Linked DNA regions of Homo sapiens: region 2 is linked to region 1. Evidence: chromatin loops called from intact Hi-C (ENCODE). Cell type or tissue: A673. All regions are shown on one strand. Region 1 overlaps GABRA4 (gamma-aminobutyric acid type A receptor subunit alpha4). Region 2 overlaps LOC101927157 (a long non-coding RNA gene).

The links. Hi-C counts contacts between places; a loop is a spot of excess contacts. Peaks named below come from ENCODE experiments on the same cell type or tissue, not always from the same donor. Only the 100,000 strongest peaks of a DNase experiment are listed, where the experiment ranks them.
Region 2: it touches region 1 in a loop (3-fold over the local background); 2 of 110 quality-filtered maps call a loop at or near these places.

Annotation. Positions count from the first base shown.
Region 1 is chr4:46,945,915-46,948,414 of GRCh38, reverse strand. All of the region lies in intron 8 of GABRA4 (gamma-aminobutyric acid type A receptor subunit alpha4), which reads left to right. Among named protein-coding and RNA genes, the nearest start is that of COX7B2, 38 kb to the right of the region's middle. In A673, no CTCF peak of the experiment used is centred here; DNase peaks (open chromatin) are centred at 774 and 974; H3K4me3 peaks cover 794 bases; H3K27ac peaks cover 2,459 bases.
Region 2 is chr4:47,932,668-47,935,167 of GRCh38, reverse strand. The region is part of intron 1 of LOC101927157 (a long non-coding RNA gene); the gene reads right to left. Among named protein-coding and RNA genes, the nearest start is that of NFXL1, 19 kb to the right of the region's middle. In A673, a CTCF peak has its summit at 1,142 (motif pointing right); a DNase peak (open chromatin) is centred at 1,167.

The sequences.
Region 1 (2,500 bases):
TCCCTAGTTTGAATGCTCCCCACAATCAGATTACTGTGTTTCCTCCATGATATTTCTTTGTCATTAATATCCTCTTTTCTGGCAGAGGATCTCTTTATTTATGATAAAGTTTAATAGGTTTCCAAAGGATAAACAAATCTGATTATTTTCAGGGTAACACACAGATTGGATGTTCAGTGGAGGACTTAAGATTTTTTCAGATCACCTGGATGGGGTTCAAAGTCTAGGTCTACCAGGTTCACTATTAGAATAATTTTAGGGTGCTGTGAAAATAGAGACATTAGCCAAAAGCCTCTTGATATATTGAGAGTAGTTGATAAAGTAAAATAAAAAGAATGCAGCCCAGTGTGGGGTAAGTAAAAGGATGCAGTAATTTATTTGGTGCTGCTATTTCCAATATACTGTAAGGCATTCTGGCTGACAGCCCCAGCCTCAACTGCCAGGCCTGGGAGTGAGGACATCTTCTGGGTGATTCCAACCCAGCCCTTCTGATTGAAACCACATGAGAGACTCTGAGTGAATGCTGCTTACCTGAGTCCAGCCAGCCTCCAAACCCTTGAGAGATAAAATTAAAATGATTGCTGTTGCTTTAAGCCACTATGTTTAGGGGAGATTTATTATGCAGCACAAGATTAACTGGGAAACACATGCTTTTAAGTCACATACAACCAAGTTCAAATAATGACTCTGCCTCTTGCTAGTGGGATGATGTCAGCCAAGATCTTGACTTTTTCTTATTCTGTTTGTTCATCTTACAGATGTCTAATCTCGAATGCTGCAGGTGCTCAATAAATATGTTTCTCTTCTTTCCTTCCTGTTTTACTTCCTTCCTTCCTTTTTTGCGCCTTTTCTTCTTTCTATCCTTCTTTCTCCCCTTTGCTTCCTTCCTGCTTTCCTCCTCTTCCTTCCCCTATAAATTTAACTAAGTGCAGCTGCTTTTGTGGTAGGCCATTTTAAACTGGAATATGTTAGTGCCAGGTGTGGATTTAATTGGACCTTTACTTAGAACGCAGGCAGACAGAATTCAGGATGCATTTATTTTTTCAGTGAAAACTGCTGAATCACTGGTTCCAAAATCGGCATAAAATATGCCCAGACCTTCCACAGACGGCGTGTGTGATGTGATCAAGTGCCTTAGGGGAATGGGGTAAACAAATTTTTAAAAAAGGAATGTTTCCATCAGTTCACAGCGAACATTATCAGAATTCAGTTCAGGCAAAGAATATCTTAAAAAGCTAGATAAAGGAAATGAAGGCATGAGCAACATGTTATTTGTAGGAATGACATACATTATCTCCTTGGCAACTGCAGGGTGGCATGCAATTTGGCAATCTATGTTGTGTCATCTTGGATGCCTGGAAGTCACTGTTTCCTATGGAAACAAAGGAAAGAACAACATGAGAAAAAGAGTTCTGATTTTAGTATTCTGGAAAAGTATTTTAAAACCAAGAGACCAGCAGGCTTCCACGGCATAACTAGAACTCAAAATGGCATTAAATTTTTATTTATTAATTCCACAATGCTTTAGAACATGAATTAGATCCAATTATTTTTGAATCTGCTGCACTTTTATTATTGCTTTGTGTTCAAAAGATGACTTAAGAAATTTGTGTGGAACTTTCAATGCACCAGTGCTTAGTCTTTCATAAACATCAGATTCTCAACTTACGCACATTTATTTATCTATTCATTCAACAGATATTTGTTAAAAGACTAATTTGTGCCAGGCGTTGTACTAGGTATCAAGGCTGTATAGACTCCTTATGTCTTATAATCATCCTTTCCTATTCGCAGAATGTTGTGGCATTTCTTTATTTGAAGTGAATCAATAATTTAGCAAGCACTGACTTAGCCCCACAGTGGAGTCCCTATTATATTGGGAACTAAGAGTTAGCAGAAATGAAACATAAGGCTACACAATACTTGATGGGACACAAAACAATTCTCATAATGCTGTTTCTTTGGTTAGTCATTTGGGAAACCTTTCTTGGGTGTAGAAAAGTGCTGTTTTTATCAACAGCCTCCAAGTAAATGGCTCCAAAATATTTATAATAGTGACTCACGCTCTATATAATTTCATTTGATAGTTCATTTGACAGAAATTGAATGTCTTAAATGAAGGAAATGAAGGTTGCAATATAGCTGGCTAGAATCTATCAGTTTCCACTTTGATGAAATTCAAAGAAGTATCAACATTATAAAATGCTACAAATGCAGCTTAAAGGGTTTCAGTGAGACTGCCTGGTCACAGCAGGAGAATGATATAGCCAGTTACATGAGATTAAAGCATCACATCAGTCTTGCCAGGATCACCAGTGGCCTATAGAAATTTTTTGTTGTTGTTTTCAAAATAGTGCTGGAGATAAGAACTTGAGGTTTTATTGTGGAGCAGAAATTTGGGTTCAACAGTCAGCTCTTCCCAAGGACAATGTTACCTCTCATTGATTTGTTTACTGTCTTTAAAGCATTGCTTTGACTGCTTATTCTTCATCTCCTTTCA
Region 2 (2,500 bases), 990 kb before region 1:
TGTACCAGTAGAATATCCATTGAACTATACATTATGTCTTTGAAGTCCTGTGTTTCCATTCATCTTGGCTGTTCCTTCAATATCTTCACTACAGAAATGTCTAGTCCTGGAGTGGGTGCGTTGTATATAATACCATAACGTATTTCTCTCTGACACAAGTTCTCCTTTTCCTTTCTTTTTCTTCTTGTTCTTGTTATTACTTCTTCATCTGCGTTTTGTTCTTTTTCTCTGTGCCATTTCTTGCCTGTTATAAAAACCTCTAAGACAGTGTAAAGAGGCTTACTGGCTACCCATACCAGGTAGATATGGTAAGATAGGGAGAATGAGGGTTACATACCTGGCTTAGAGCTGGCTCCCAAGAAGAAGCACCCCTAATTACAGCATCCAGGACTAGGGTGAATACTTTGACTCTCATCTGGGCTAGAGATATAGCCAAGGATTCTGATTTGGTGACCCCTGGCCCAAGCTCTATAGTCTTGCTGATGCTTACATTGGACAGGTGGCTGATTCTTGGCTCAAAGTCTTGGGGTAAGGCGAATTTAGCCAACTATTCTTTTTTTCGTGACTCCTCCATGTAGAGAGGAATCTGATGTGCTGAAATTGCACTGTGGGCTTTAGTTTACAGGCACCTGGGGTGCAATGCAGAGGTTCATAATTGGATTCCAGCTTCATCAGGGAGTTTTTTTAAAGACAGGAAACATATGGCTTTAGGGAAATTCATGATAAGAGTGTTGACTTGGGTACATGTGGATGCTAAAGCAGGAACTCATCTTTTAGCAACCCAGACACCAGCCATATTCCAAGTTGATTCTAGACGCCAATTGGTCATCCAGAACTAGCATCTTAACATATGAGGACTAGAACAGGTTTGGCATAAGGACAGGAGTGAGGGTGGGGAGGTGGGTAGGATGAAATCTGAAGATCCTTAATACCTGTGTCTGAGAGGAGCTGGGACTCAGAGATGGTAGATCAGTGAGGGAATAGAAATTCAATCTCTAGTCTTGCCAATAAGTCTGGTGCGTGTTTACCCTGTTCTTCTGCCAACTCTATTATAATATAGAGTTCTCATAGGAAGAGACTGCTTTAACATTTTGCATACATTAAAAAAAAAACCCGTTTCCAACTTAAAATATGGTGTGATTAAGCTTCCTACCATTAGGTGGCAATGTAGGTCTACAATTATAACCTTGAAAGCCCGAAGCTGTTTAGAGATTACAAGCGGTGTAATCAGTGCTCTTTGGCAATAAAGAGTAATATTTCTCTGACACAAATATTTCCAGAAGATTTTAGTATACAAACTATATACTAGTTTGAACTGAAAACATAATCAAATAAAATTTAAAATTTAAATTTAATTGATAAAGTAATAAGACACATTGAAGCATTTGAATATTTCTTAATTTCAGGAAGTTCACCAAGGGAATAATAATAATTACATTACAAAAAGCTTACTGATGTTTAAGACATGTACTAGAGATAAACAAAAGGGGACAAAATGGAGCAAACGGTGTTTATATTAAAATTAAGTTTACATTTTTATTTTTAAAAAGTCCATTGCTTTAAAAAGTCTTAAAACTACTGATTTAACAGTATTGGAAATAAACCTACTTAGGACACTGTAAATTTAGGTAATGTTCTTCCTCGTGTTAACTGAAACTGTGTTATTGGATGCCCAGGTTTATAGACTGTTCAGAATACAAAATATGAATCAACAGGTGTGTAGACTCAAAAGAAATAGTTTGATATCCCCTAAACTAGTTTATCTCTAGGTGAAGAAGAAAGAAAGTGGGGAATTCAAGGAAAGGGAAAGGAGAATGTAGAAAGGCCTCAGAGATCATCTAGTCCATCCCTACTCATTTTACAAATACAAAAATCATGGCCAGGCAATAGTAAGGTTGTTGAGAATGTAGAGTATTAGAAACTGAGTGAGAGTGGGAATCTTTTTTTTTTAAACTGAGTCTCACTGAGGGAGGCAGGAGGCAGCCACATGCCTAGGCAGATAGGGGCAGGTCCCTGGTGAAACACCACCTCCAAGCTGAAGACAGTTTAAAGCCTGAAAGCCAAGCTACAAGTTAAATTCTCAGACCAGATTGAGAACTTGTCTTTCCGTTTGGCATGCTTTCCTCTGATTGATCCCCACCCTTCACCTACTTTACATATACCTACCCTTTTCTGTTGGTTTTCTACACTGTTGTGCCCACCTTTGAGTGATGTCTTCACTTTAATCTTTTTTGCATACTCACAAACCAATCAGCATGCACTTCCTATTCTGAGCCCATAAAAGGCCCCAAGCTCAGCCATACTGGGGGACTTTTTCCCACCTTTGGGTAGGGGAACCACCCCCACTACCCCACGTCCCCGCTTTGCTGAGAGCTTTCCTTTCGCTTAATAAATTCTACTCCACTCACTCTCCAGTGTCCATGTGCCTAATTCTTCCTGGTCATGAGACAAGAACTTGGACCAACTTGGACCTACTTGGACCTACTTGGACCTACACACA